Regions from separate parts of the Homo sapiens genome. Here region 2 is linked to region 1. A link is a contact called in ENCODE Hi-C or POLR2A ChIA-PET data. All regions are on one chromosome and are shown on one strand. Each heading gives the region's core, a stretch centred on a gene start or an enhancer-like site at or near the end of the contact. The rest is flanking DNA. Distances are from core to core; before and after follow the strand shown. Region 1 holds the start of SMIM38 (small integral membrane protein 38). Region 2 has its middle 16 kb from the start of LINC02747.

Region 1 (7,163 bases), core at 4,443-6,942:
TGTGTCTCTAAGAAGGAGCATGTCTGTCTCAGCCTTGGACTTCCTTATTAAAACATTTTCTTAGGAGGCCCCAAGGAGCCATGGGGAGCCATGGAAATCTCCAACCTCTGACTCCAGATTGGAGCAGCCAAGGACAGCTTGACTCAGCTGCTATTCCTGAAGGGCAGACAACAGCAAAACCAGCACATAAGGGTACCACAAAGGTGCCCAAATATCCAAAATAGGGTCCAAGACAAAGACCATCATTACAAAGAATGGCCAAGGGGCCCGTGGCAGAGACCACCCAGTTGCCTGCCTGATCGCCATTTTGCCTCTGTTTCTTTATAACAAACTTGGCATTCAGGATGGCTAGGAGACCAGCTAACAAACGCCACTATCTCTCAGCCTCCTGTGCATCCAGGGATGCCACGTGACATCATTCTGGCTTATGAGATGGAAAACTAAGGGTATCTGGGGACATTGCTTTCTGTCTCTGTCACCCTTTCCTTTCTCTTCCTGCCTGGAACTCGTGTAAGATGCCTGCAGTAGCAGCAGGTTTCTTGTAGCCGTGAAGATCAAATCTACATGCTGAGGGTAGCAGAGCAGAAATATGTCAGGGTCTGAGACCCTGATAACTTCACAAAGCTGTCACGCCACAGCCTGGGAATGCCAAATGCCAGACTTCTTGCTACGTGAAGAAAGAAAAACAAAATACTTTTAAAGCCTCTCTTTTTTAAGCCACTGTTTGTCTACGTGTCTGTTACCTGCAGCTGAATGCATCTGCTGCCTGAGATACGGCCAGGGCACACCCTCTCATTCATTCAGATGCCATGGCCTGATTGCCTGTTCTGAGCCAGGCACTGCGTCACAAGGCTGGAGATGCTGACACGTGGATGCAGAATACATGAATTCATCAGAATTGTGTCCATTTTCCAGGAACAGAAACCAATGAAACAGACTTAAGAAAAAGAAAAGAAATTATGGACCAGTGTAACTGAGATAGGGAGTCGGAGGAGGTTGGCAGAATCTTCCCTTCCACCATTTTTCCAGGTGGCTGTGTTCTCATGGGGCCGCCTTGAGCGTCTGTCCTCCCTGCCAGGCAGTCCCAGTAGAGGAGTCTGTTCTGACCCCTGGCTCCAGCAGAAGTCCCAGGATTCTGAGGCCGGGCATGGTAGCTCATGCCTGTAACCCCAGCATTTCGGGAGGCCAAGGCAGGCAGATCACTTGAGGTCAGGAGTTCAAGACCAGCCTGGCCAATATAGTGAAACACCATCTCTACTAAAAAATACAAAAATCAGCAGGGCGTGGTGGCACACGCCTATAATCCCAGCTACTCGGGAGGCTGAGGCAGGAGAATTGCTTGAGCCCCAGAGGCGGAGGTTGCAGTGAGCCAAGATTGCGCCACTGCCCTCCAGCCTGGGTGACAGAGTGAGATTCCATCTCAAAAAAAAAAAAAAAAAAGATGATGAAGTCCCAGGATTCTGGCTCACTGGACCAAGAGGTGACCTCAGGTATGTGTGTAGGTGCCATCCTACACACCCATGTGGACACGCAGGCCACACACAGGTTTACACAAAACTCTACAACTGGCAAGACATCGGCACATCATATGAATGTCTAACTCCTTCTATCCAGCGTGACCTGGTTTGCCCAGGACTGAGGGGTTTTCCAGGACATCGAACTTTCCATTTTAAAAACAAGACAGCCCTGGGCAACCCGGAACAGCTGGCCCTCCTAGCTCTGTCGGTACATGCTCATGACAACCATGTGATTTTTCTTCCTTAAAGAGATCAATGAAATGGTACCAGATCATGTTTTTAAAAAGCGAACAATATTTTCCTTAGAGATCAATGAGAATATCCCTCCCCACAATCCTACGATCAGGCGAGAATATTCAGGCAGAGCCCTGGGCTGCCGGTGGAGGTGGCAAATTGTCCGTGACACGGGGGAGTGACCATAGAGTTCTGCTGGCCTCTGGCTGATACAACAGAGGCCAAACTGAAATGGAGCACGGTAGCCCCTGCCCCTGTGCAGACTTCAGAGCGTGAATGAGAAGGGACCCTCTGCAATAGGTCATCTTCACGTCACCCCCTGGACACCTCAAACTCTTGGTCGGTCCCACCCCAGATGGTCTCGGCTCCTGCTCACCAGCACCCCCGTGTCTGTAGCTCTCTTGAATGGAGGATCTGAGCACAGCAAGTCCTGTAGAAACCAAAAAAAAAAAAAAAATTTCCTTGGCATAGGTGAGTGTATCGGGTGCCGCAGAAACAGTGATAACAGCGTTTCTGGTCCTCACCTGGGTTCATTCAGCCAGGACACAGCAAGGCAGAGGCTCCCAGCCAGTGCCCCACTCCATGCCCACCCTGGGGGTCCACTCGTCCCAGTCAGCAACACCAGCCCTGGAACCACCATCTAAGCTCCTGCTCTTGCTGGACGCCCCCAAGTCCTTTCAGAATTCACAGGAATCACCCCCTCTGCGAGCTTCGTGTTCAGAGGACTTGGCCCACGTTCCCTGAGCGAGCATCCCTAGCATACCCATCACCTCTCAGGGAGCAAGACGTTGCCACATCACCAGGCCCAGCCTCCCAGAGACGATATCTGGTTCGATGCTCCTCCCTGGAGCTGCCGCCCACAGTCCCTTCCATCTCACAGTTCCGCATGCAGTCAGCAGCCCTCGCTGCAATCCACGATCTGCTGGAACGATCCCAGGAAATACAGTGTGGAACTTGGACATGGGTGTTTGCCGAATTTCCCCCAAGAGGCTCGAATGTGGAGCCTTTGAGCTTCCCCAAGCTGTGGGTTAAGTCACTGGCATCACGGCTAACGTGCTACGGAGGTGGAGCAGGAGCACTGGATGCTTGGCCTCAAATCAACTTCCCTGCCCTGTCAGCCTTCCTGGGCACTTCCCAGCCACACACTTGCAGGAACAGATGAACAGAGGGCATTGATGGGTGCCTTGGCTTGTCCCCTAAATTGTCCCCTACATGATATCCTGCTGAGGGAGGGAGGCAGGGATCATTGTGCCCTAACTGTTCAGACCGTTAGAGAGTGTGCAGAGGGTCAACCAGAGCCAAGTGCGTCTGGCTTGTCAACTCAGCCTCACAAGTGCGTCCTGAGACCCTTCCCAGGGGTCTGCTCTGGAGAAATCAGGACAGCCATCGGCACTTATCTCGTCCCTTGGGAGGCAGGAGGAGACTAGTTATGAGGGTGGTGAGCTGAGACAGGACGTGGCCTTTGGTAACAGGGCCAGCTTGTGATGAGGTCACATTTGTCTCTGTGGCACCTCCACCTGAGTCCTCTGGCTTACCCAGCTCTTCCTGCAGGCATATTTATAAGGAATTGGAGGCAGAGAAGGTCTTAAAGCAAGACCCACCCCCAGGACCACTCCCTGCAACCGGGGACCCCAGAACCTGGTGATGGACCTGCAAGGCCGGCCCCTCCATCTCCCCACATGGCCAGCTGCCTCTACGGGACAGCCCTGGTCAGTCTGGGAAGGCACGATCCATCTCAGGCCTCTCTGAGCTCCTGCCCCAGGGGTGGGACATGGGGATCATGCGCCTGCCCTGCTCCCCTCCCTCCCACCACCACTGGAAGGGCCGGCTGAGTCTCGGGACAGGGCGCGTGGAGGCCGCAGCCTGCAGAGGCTTAGTCCTGCTTGGGTTTCTGGGGCCGCCGCTGGGCCAGTCTGTAGTCGATGTAGGTCCCGAGGCAGGACCACAGGATGAGGCGTGCTAGCAGGATCACCACCAGCAGGGCCAGGAGCGGGTCAGGGCCAAAGCTGCCACCTGGCCAGGAGGTCATGCCTGAAGTCAGCCCCAAAGGGCAGCAGCAGCCTCTGCCCTGGAACCGAGATGCAGTGGGGCCCTGCCACCCTAGCCCGGCACTGCCAAGTGGCTGCTGTGCAGACCCAGGACAGGAAGCTCCGTCCAGCCTGGGGCCTCTGCAGCCGGCGCCCCCAAGGGACCGCCCTGTTCTCTCTGGTGCCACCAAGCAGGCCAGATCTGCCCGCCAGACTCCAGCCCGGGGCCTCCCTGGCATGTGAGAGGACAGACTGGGGACGACGAGCAGCCTCCTTGGTCAAGAGGCCCGTGTACCATTCATCCAGAATTAACCACTCTCCGTGCTGACAATGACAGCATTGTCCAGGGGCCTGGGGGGCGGGAGGCCGCCGGGAGCCCGCCCCCCTCGCTGTCCCCGCGCCCCCTGCTCGCCAGCGCTGACGTAATCTGCAAACATCCCCGGCGGCAGCTGCTGGGCGAAGCGGCCACCTCCTCCCGACGCTTTCAGCAGCCCACGCGGCTCTTCCGGCCCCGCCAGACAATTGGGCCCTTTCTCTCCCCAATTAGCTATCACTTCTGGAGGCCGCGCCGTCCAGCGCCGGCCCACGGTCTCCGCAGCAGCAGGCCCGGGATGGGGCGGGGGCCGGGAAGCTTGGCAGGGAGGCTGGGGCCACCACGGGGAAGAAGGACGGAGCCTGAGGATGAAAAGCCAAGGAGAAAAGGGGAGAAGATGAGGACAGGCGGCCACAGCCCACAGGCGGCCCCAAACACAGCTCAGCAGCACAAGGACCGCGCTCTGGGCCTCTGATGGCAAGGGGGTCAGCGCGGGAAACCGGCTTCATCCCCCAGGAAGGGGACCGGTGGACCCCCAGCAGCACCTCCCTCCAGCTCGCCCCTCCAACCTCCATCAAGAAGCCTTAGGTGGGACCTGTAGCCCTAAGCTGGGGCGCACAGGCCTGCAGGGTCCCCTGACATCCTCACAGTCACCCTGGACCGGAGGCCAGTCCTGCCTTCTACTAGCTGAGTGACCTCGGGCAAGTTGTGCAACCTCTCAGAGCCGCAGATCCTGCCTTAGAAAGTGAAGCAAATACCTCCTGCTTTGAAGGATTAGGGGAGAGAGCACTTCTCAGGGGCCACGCCCAGCGCCTGGGCACAGAGATCCTGGCCCCTGCCTCTCAGTGGATGCCTTCAGAAAGGCCTCCACATCTTTTCTGAAATAACAGTGTCTGCCCAGCCTTCTCTGACTGCCACACGCGCGCACACACACACACACACACGCATACACATGTATACATGTGTGTGCACACAGACTCACACGTGTGCACACCCAATAAGGACACATTGACCTCTACAGGCTCTGCCCCCCAAGTCCAGCTCTGGCCTCTCACAGCCGAGTTTCTGTGAGTGAGAGATAAACCGCCAGAACTGCCCCCTCTAACTCCAAGCCTACATCCTGTAAAGCAAAGGGGCCCCAGTTGGAGCTAGGGGGCTGAGCGTGAGGAACAGAGGTCTCTGGCGGCTGGGTCCTGGGAGTCCGGCCAGTTCTCACCAGCAAATGTCCAGCCTGAGCTACAGAGAACAGCAATGGGGGCCTTCCTGGCCACAGGGATCTGGGGCCCATCGCTGGTCGCCGGAAGCCAGCTCTTCAGTTCCTTCCCAGTCTACAAAATGAGTGTCCTCCCTGCCAAGCCTTTCCAGAAGGTTCAAACGGGACCACACGTTCAAACGGGAAGTGGAGCATGATGCCAACTCACCTTGGGCCGGGCACCGCCTAAGCTGCCTTCCCGCAGCCACCCTGGAGCCCCTGCCTGGACTGGCAGAGGCTGTCTGGGAAGCATGCCTGGCCCTTCCTCCATCTGTGGTGTGCCCTGCACCCACTGGGCTGCCTGGCACTGCTGTCAAAGGCCACTCACTTAGGGAACGTTGAGCTCTGGGCTTGTTTTCCACGCGCAGCGGTTTGAAGATCACTTCGAACGTGGGTGGGGAGTTAGCTCTCTGGACCCCGTCATAGAGTAAGTCATCGATAGAGCATTTGCTTGATGGGGACTTCCAGAAGGCCAGGGAAAGTCCTGCCGACTTCCTGGGGAAGCCCATCCGCACGTGGGGTGAGGGTCCCCAGATGGGAGCAGCTGTGTATGCAGGGAGGGGGCAGAGGCTGCTGCCAATGGGCATGTCCCTTACCTGAAAGGGCCACCTCTCCAGGTGACATGTCCTGGGGGAGCCGGGGCCGTCTGCTCCGGCCAGAGGCGCTCAGCTCAGGCCACACCAGGCAGGGCACCTCCCAACCTGGACAGGTGGGGACCAAGGTGGCCTTGGACAAAACTCTCTGTGTTTGCCAAGCACCCAATCGGACACAGAGAGTCAACCACACCCCAGTCACATGGTGTCCACACGCAGGGGTCAAGGAGGCCCGGCCCCTCCCCCTCAGACGTCCCTGGGCCTCTGGGAGTCAGCAAGGACGAGGACGGCATGCCCTTCGAGACAGGAAGGGAGTGACCTCCTCCCAGCGGCATCCAGGCTCGGCTTCTCCGGAGAGGAGAGGGGGCTACTTGCTGGATAAAGCGGCCGGGGCCACAGAGAAAAAGCAAGTGACCATGAGCACGTTGCAGACACAGTGCACCGACAGCATTGCAGCACGGGGACTGTGAGACCTCCCATTCTCGGGGGAAACTCCCCAAGTCCCCCCACCATCAGCAGTGATGTGACTGGGGCGGCGACCTGTGCTGGGAGCCTCCACCAGCTCCTGCGCCTCAGGCCCTGCTGCCCTGCACCTTCGCTTCCAGTAGGACCCTTCTCCAGGGCATTCTGGGCCACAGGAGCCACCCCAGTGCACAGAGACCCGAAGGCCCAGGAAGTTCCCTCCCCCAGGCAGCCCTTAACCTAAGGCTGACCTGGGCAGGACGTAGCCCAGCTTCCCTGCTTTGGACCAGGACAAACTAGAGGCCACTCTGAACCCCCAGAGCTCCCCCTGAAAATCCCAGGGACGTGCGGCTGTGCCTGGAGTCGCCCCCTTCCCAGACTGCTCCCCTTCATCTTGCCCTCCCTGCTCCTCCCTCCTGTGTCTCCCCATCACACCACCCCCCGAGTTACCCGCCTGTGAATATAATCCAGGATAAGAGTGACGAGCGCCTCATCAGCGCAGACCCAGACCCCGCCAATGGGAACGCATGGAGCTGGGCGGTGGTGGCTCCCAGCCCCGGGCCTCTGAGGATGGATCCGGGGATGCTCCCAGCCCCGGGCCTCTGAGGATGGATCCGGGGATGCTCCCAGCCCCGGGCCTCTGAGGATGGATCTGGGGATGCAAGTTGCCATCGGGACCTCAAAGAGCCAAGGCATCTTCCTGCACCCAAATGTTCAACGCTGACAGAGCAGTGAGTGACGCACCCTCACTCACTGTTTCCTGAT
Region 2 (7,163 bases), core at 2,617-5,116, 310 kb before region 1:
CCGGTCCTGGAAAACCCCAGGGGGAAGATGAGGATATGCTGTTTGTCCTGACCTTCCCTCGGCCTTTCTCTCTGCGTGAGGATTAGCCACAGGCATCCGCAAGGCAAAGGGTGCTTCTAAGGTGCTTGCATCCTAATCCTAATGAGAACCACTGTGCATGAGTGACCTTCCAGCAGAGCCAGCGAGAGGTGTTCTGCCCTGCCCTTCCCTAACCTGTGCCTGACATCACTTTCCCTGGCACTGAGCTGGATGTCCCCACTCCTCCCCAGGTCCCCAGCCCTCTCTCTTCCCTTCTCTCCACCAAAAGGCTAAAAAGATAAACTGCCTAAAGGCAAGGTTCCATTCACTTTTGCTTTAGCTTTTGTCAACTTTGGCAAACAATTGCACAGTGTCTCCTGGTTGTTCTGATGTCGTCTTTGTTCCCACTGAATTTGGTTTCTCCTCCAGGGCTCAGGTAAGATTGCACTCCTCACCAGCTCTGAGAGTGGGTGTGGTCACGGGACTTTTTTGACCAAGGGGGTGCAAGTGAAAGCAGTGTGTGTATCTTCTGGATGGAACTTTAAGAGCCAGTAAATGTTCACTCCTTCCACTGTCCCTGGTCCTCCTGAGATCTTAGAGCCCAGGCTGAGATTGAGCCTCCGAAAGCCTCTGCTCTAGACTGATGGGAAGAAAGGCCTGGGACTCTCACTTGCCACGGAGCGTGAGCAAAAAACAGACATTGTGGTTTAAGTCACTCAGCTTTGGGGAGGATGCTTTTTACTGTGGCATAACCCAGCCTATTCACCAGGCCTCTGCTGGCTGCCTGCATTTCTTAGTTTTTCCATTGTTTTTTTTTCTTGTCCTTTGTCCTTTTCTGTTGATTTATAGTATTTTTTTCCTTATATTAAAAATATTAAGTCTTATTAATGGAATTATTTTGTCACCAGCTGAAAATCTCCTTAAACAGGTGATTGGACCTAGGATTGGACTACTGCCAGAAAGAATGGCATAGATTCAATTGTTCCAAAACGTGAATTGTCATTTTTAGTAAACCTCTTTCAACATTTAGCCAACACAGCGCTAACAAGTCTGATTCGACTCATTGGGTTACCTGCGGGTACATGTTTCAGCTACTTTATCTCCAAGGTTCCTTCAGGAAGCCTCTGTATCCAAAGCTTGGTGTTCTGCTTCTGTTGGCCCCTAGAGCTCCTTAATTAATGATTTTTTTTTTTTTAATAATCAGGTTTGGCTGAAATTATTACAGCAGCCTTTCTCAATGAATAGGCTGTAGAACACAGTGCCATGAAACCAGCTCCTGAAAAACACTAGATCTGGAAAATAGGGTTTCATGGCCCAGAGTTTGGGGAACCGGGCACGAGAGCTGAGTCAGCATCTTTGGCTGTGAAAAATCTCTGCTTAATGTTGGCTGCCACGGGCTCCACAGCCTCTTTGCCATGGCATATCTTCTGGCGTGCCACTGACTCACACCATCATGAAATGAGCGCCATGCAGAACACAATCTTGGGGAAAAGCTTATCTAAGGAATAAAATTACAGGTCCAGATCACTTATATAACTGGCGCTTAGAAGAAGAGCCCACCCACATTATTTTTTGAGGACCCCCATGGCTGATGGTGAACCCCTGCTCTGAGGTGGGTGGCTTCCCTTCAGCCCCACGGCTTGTTGGGGGGCACCCTCCACCCAGCTGTCGCCTTGGGGTAAGGCTCCCCACGGAGCCACCCGAACTCGCTGCTGCTGGAAGCTTGCCAAACTGCGAGTCCTGCGCTTTGCCGGGAGGACAGGTAATCCACCTCCCCGGGAGTCAGTGTTCTCTAACTTGGCTGCACACGAGAATCACCTGGAGAGCCTGAAAAACTTTTCATGCCCAGACCGCACCCCGGACAGATTAGGTCAGAACTGGGGGTGGAACCCAGCGCCCAGTAACTTTGTAAACTCCCAGGTGATTGCAGCTTGCAGCCAAGTCTGAGCACCAGGCTCCAAGTGGGTGCTTCTGTAACTTAGTTCCAACTGGAAGGAGGGCAGGAGCGGGGGACGGGGACTTTGCAGAATCTTGTGGGATTCTGCAAAGTCCCCATCCCCATGGGAGTTGCAAGGTTTGGATTCCACTATGCCTCACCCTCGAAGCTGTGCTCAAGCCTCTTCAGGCGCAGCCACCAGACAGCTGCAGGCCCCTCTACCTCAGCTTATCCCTTGCAGGGGGCCTGAGCCAACCTCTTGTCCCCAGGGATGCTATGATTAAAATGGGCCAGAGGCATCCCTGTGTGTGTGCTGGGACACTGTCCAGTTGCTATTCATGCTGACACTGTCAACATGATCCTGATAAGAAGTTCCTCTTCTTTTTCAGAAGTAGCTGTAGCCCAGTGTCTCCCAGCAGCTTGTTAGTTTTATCCCATGCTCCTTGTAAATTCAAAGGCAGGGTGTGTTTTCCTTTTCACATTGGCTGCCGGGGAACTCAGAGTCAATTTTACTACTACATCACACAGTACACATTGAGGACTTAGGGCATATATTTTGACTTCTGCTTCATCTTATGTTTTCCTCACCTACTAAAAATCACATTGTATTGTGTGCATTTTTGTAATTTTGTAAGCCTCCTAGAATCTTCTTTTTGTGACAAAGTAGGTACGTAAAGTCACAAATCCACAAATAAAAGACAGGCTTCTTTTCTCTAGTTGCTCTTTGGTTGCAGAGTTGTTAGCTCCTCTCTCTTTGCATACGGCGCTGCTCCGGCCCCACCCATCACCCACTCAGCAGTGGCTCCAGCACAGCTCCATCTCCCACAGCCCCTGGCTGGGCCTCCCGGTGGTCTGTGGGCTCCTGGTCCCATCACATGGAGGACTTCACCCTGCCCTCTCCCCAGTCCTCCCTCTTTCGGAAACCTTTCCTGGTGAGACTTGCTGCCAGGTAGAGCCACACCTATGTTGTTTCATGGCTTAGTGGCAGTTGGTCCACAAAACTCTCCCTTCCACCCAATGGCAAGGTTCAGGTTGGTAGCAGCCCACTCTTATTTCTCTCTGTACCCCCCGGGTGGGGTCCCAGGCACAGGGCATGAGCCCTGTGGGGCACCAGGGAGTTGTCTGCTGAGCGGCTTCAGAGTCTCCAAGAGGCTGTGTCCCTCAAAAGTCGGTTCTATGCTGGGTGGGGGACTGTGGGCAGCCTGGCAACCCCAGGTGTGGTGGGATTGATGATGCTCCCAGATGGCACAGGTTATGAACTGTCCTGGCTCCACCCGGGCCCTGCTGCTTAGGAGCTGTGTGACTCCGGGTGACTTCCTTGCCCTCTCCGTGCCTTCCTTTTCTCATAAACAAAATGGGTAAAGAGAGTAGGCTTTTTATGGGGAGAGAACAAGAAAGGGCAGATAAAGCCCAGGGAACCAGCGCAGCCTCTGCTACCCTTAGGATTCTGCAGGGGCAGAAGACTCTCTGCTCCTTAGAGGCTGGGCAGGCAGAGGCCCCTGGGGTTGTCTGTACTCCAGGAGTGGGAATAGCCACAGGCTGAGACAAATTGCAGAATGGTCTCGGGAACCAGGCGCCTGCTGTGTGCCGGGGCCAGCCACAGATCCCTGCGGGGCCTCTGTTTCCCCACCTGCCCTGCTGGGGGGAGTGGGACTGGCCCTGCAGGAGGGTGAGGCTGAGGCCAGAAGGGAAGAAGTGAAGCCTTGAAGCTGTGCCGGCCCCCAGCAGCTGGCCTGTGTGTGATGATTTGGGGCGGGGGGATGGCTCTGGGGGTTTCTGGCTTCAGCCCTCTAGGCTTCCCCTCCTGGTGCCCAGCCTGACCTCTGTTGTGGAGGACCAGGCTCCTAGTCTGGAACCCCAGAAGCCAGCGTGGACCCGGGTCCGCCACTGAACTGGAGGCAGGCTGGCCTGGCCCTGAGCTGTTAGCTGTCGGGGCAGCTGGCTCCAGAGGTTGTTGCCATGGAAACCCAGACTGATGTTCTCCTAAACAGCTCAATTATTTGTGGTTTTTCTGTTGAAGATCCCAGCTAAGCAGGCCAGGACGGTGGCTGGGGTGGGATGGGGGCTGCAGGGCTGCTCAAGGAGGGAGTCCCCTGAGAAGGCCCTCAGCCCTGCCTTAGCCAATCCTTAGGGAAATGGTCCAAAGTCACTGAGATTTTGGGAGAGGGAGGAAGGGTGTGTTTGGAAAAAATGTGCTGAGGTCATCAGGCTTGTTTCCAGAAAAGCTTCTGTGGGAGGGTGTGGGTCCAGCATGCTCCTTAGAAGGAACTGGGGAGGTTTCCCACCAGCCACGGTGCCTGTGCCCAGCCCCACCGGCTGGCATTCGGTGCGGGTGAACTCAGAGAGGTGCCCCATGGGGCACTCAGCCCATGTGCAGGACACGGGGCCATGGCTTCCCCCACTCGTCCATCCCAGCTTTGCCTCTGGGTGCTCATGTGATCTACAGCTCCCCTCGCCTCTCAGAACCTCAATTTCCTCATCTGTAAATGGGAACAGCTTTCCTTGCCCGGCTTTCGGGTGGGGGAGAAGGTCTGAGCTAAGGGGTTCTGCAAGCTATTCAGCAGCCCCTTCTGAGGGACTGGGATGTCCCATGGGGAAGCAGGTATTTGGGGATAAGAGGAATTGTGCAGTGTCCTCAGATCCAAGACACACAGCTGTTTTGGTTTTCAGAAAAGAAACTGGAACCAGACATATCGAGACCTGGGTACCTTGCTGCTGGACCATACAGCAGAGGCTGCGGAAAGCATGCTGTCAGGAATGAGCACAGCAGTGAATCGCACGGGCTGGGGCCCCACACTGCTGGCTTGGAAGATTCTTTGGCTCTTGAGCAACTGGTGTGGCCATGGATGTCTGGGGCCGGGTCCAGGCCAGACACTACGGGTCCCACGTTCGTCCTGTCCACATGAACCCAGGGAAGGTTGATGGGTGACTGGCACGTGCAGTGATGGGCTCACAAATGGCAACGTCTCTTGGAAAATCTTCTAGCAGGAAGGAGGGGAGGAAAGAAAGTTTAAATGGCACAAAAGCAATTCTGCACATTCTAGGCAAGGAGAGCAAATAACACCCACAAGGCGCCACTCCCCTCTCATGCGCCGGCAGACACAGCTAATTGATGACAGAGTTCTTTCCTCCAGCGTCTAGACTCTCCCTCCCAAATCATCCTCAGCCCAGCAACCCTGGCCAACACCCGGCAACCAGGTTTGCACATGAGACAGACCCTTCTCTGCTATCCCTGGGCCAGGTGCTGCCCCTCAGCATCAGTGTCTGCAGATGGTCCCCAGCCTCCAGTGGGTGTAGAGCTGGTGCCGTTCCCATCGACAGCAGCCATGCTGTCACTGTGCGGGTTATCCATGCTCTGGCCTCCCCTGGGCTGAGCGTCCCTCTGCCCTCCCAGCCAGCTGGACTCACCAGTGAGTCTGCATAGAGCTGCTTTTCTCAAGCTCTGTGCCCGGGAATCCTGCAGATTCATACTCTGCAGACTTGGAGCTAGCCTCAGATCCTACCTCTCAAACCAGCTCCCCAGGCAATGCCACTGTTGCTGGTTGGAGAACCACACTGGGAACAGCAAGGGTTCAGACAACACTGAAATAATGAAACAGGGGTGAAGAGAATGGAAGAAGAAAAATGCCAGACACCATAGAATGGAGCCAAGGCTTGCATTTTGATTGGATGAGATGTTTTTCCATCCATGCTGAAGAACCAGGATCTAGAGAAAGCTGCAGGGCCATGCTCCTTCCCCTTTTCAGAAATGCGCTGGGCTTTTCTCCTTCTCTGTACTTCCAGACTCCAGTTGCTACAAGGGAGAAGAACAGTGGGTGAGGTTTGTTCCCCTGAAAACAGTCACTCCCTTTGGATGGCCTGGGGAGGGCTGGGCCGGCTCAGGGCGAGGTTTCCATCTCCCACTCCGGGCTGGAATCAGCCTTCTCCTGTGGCTATCCAGGCTTCTTACCCTGAGGACCCATTCCCTTTTCCAGTGGGGGAATCGTGACCTGGGGGGTGTGTGCACCTCTGGGACTCTGGCAATCTGCTGCAAATACATTGTTCCATTTACTCTGGTTGCATAACAAAACACCCCAAACTTAGTGGCATAAACCACCCTTTGTTATGCTCACAGATTCTGTGGCTCAAGAAATGGGAGCACACCAGGGGAGGCTCCCTCACATGCCTGGCAGTTGATGCTGGCTCTTGGCTGAGACCTCAGCTGGAGCTGTTGGCTAGAAAACCTACATGTGGCCTTTTCATGTGGGTTGGGCTTCCTCACAACATGGTGGCTAGATTTGAAGGGTGAGAATTAAGAGATGGGCGTGGGGCGTGAGAGTGGGAGAGGGAGACAGATTGAGATGGAAGCTGCATCATTTTTGATGACTTGAAAGTCATAGCTCCACTTCTGCCACAGCCTATTCAAGACAGTCACAAAATCCTGCCCAGGTTCATGGAGAGAGGAAATAGACCCTGCCTGTTGATGGGGAGTGGCAGGGTTCTGGAAGAGCACATGGGCCTGGATATATTGTTCTGGCCATTTTTGGAAAATACAATACAGGCTTCCCTCTGGACTCCATCATTTACATTCTTACTGCATGCAAAATAGACTTTTCCTTTTATCTACATTGCACTTCCCCAATCTCTCATCCCATCACAGCATCAGGCTCAAAGTCCAGGAAAGCATCCTCTCCATCAGCTCCAGGTGAATGATGGTCTTAAGTTGTGGTTTCTTGCCCATCTCACCCAAATACAGTGGTGAGCCAGGTAGAGGAGAGCCACCATAGACACTCCAATTCAGAATGTGTAAATATAATGAGCACACAGATGTAATTGGTCCATAGCAATTCTGAAATCCAGCTGGGCATGTGTTGCCAGTTCCCTGTTTGGGGCTCAGTCCTACTACCTGAGAGTGAGTCACTGTGGCTTTTGGCTCTGTCTTCCAGGCTCTTGCTCCACCCTCTGAATCAGCCTCCCTTTTCCCTAAAACATAGCCTGTGTTTGCAATTGAGTCATTTCTCAGCCTGCTTCCTGACGTAGAAGTTTTGGGGATCCAAAGATCTCTTTGTATTTTGTGCTGTCTGTGTCTCTTTTAGTCCAAGCTGATACACTTCTTTAAAAACACAACTTTGTGGTTTTTAAGGCATCAATTTATAATCCATTCTGCTAGACAAGAGCTTGAGCCACACATCTCTTCAAGATAAATTCTTCTCTACTTTGGGCTTCCTGT

The links. Hi-C counts contacts between places; a loop is a spot of excess contacts on that map. ChIA-PET counts read pairs that join two places held with the same protein, here RNA polymerase II (POLR2A). Pooled maps may share reads with other maps.
Region 2: a map of prostate gland shows a loop between it and region 1 (1.9-fold over the local background). The contact joins the enhancer-like site here to the promoter of SMIM38 in region 1. A Hi-C loop is called at or near these places in 1 of 168 maps with a recorded cell type or tissue (prostate gland) and 2 of 50 pooled maps. POLR2A ChIA-PET finds 5 or more read pairs at or near these places in 1 of 52 experiments (activated CD4-positive, alpha-beta T cell).

What each region holds. Positions count from the first base shown.
Region 1 is chr11:69,154,464-69,161,626 of GRCh38, reverse strand. SMIM38 (small integral membrane protein 38) reads right to left here and starts at 5,692. Exons shown (of 3, transcript NM_001369201.2): 1 at 5,513-5,692; 2 at 2,276-4,453; 3 at 1-2,181. The coding sequence starts at 3,780. The coding sequence ends at 3,625. All of the region lies in intron 2 of LOC338694 (a long non-coding RNA gene), which reads left to right. RefSeq lists a silencer at 3,967-4,326 and an enhancer at 5,211-6,138.
Region 2 is chr11:69,460,442-69,467,604 of GRCh38, reverse strand. No RefSeq gene overlaps it. Among named protein-coding and RNA genes, the nearest start is that of LINC02747, 16 kb to the left of the region's middle. RefSeq lists enhancers at 3,187-3,920, 5,765-6,333. Within about 2 kb of position 3,866, at least 7 of the 41 ENCODE cell types and tissues checked have a DNase peak (open chromatin) inside an H3K27ac peak, as active enhancers do.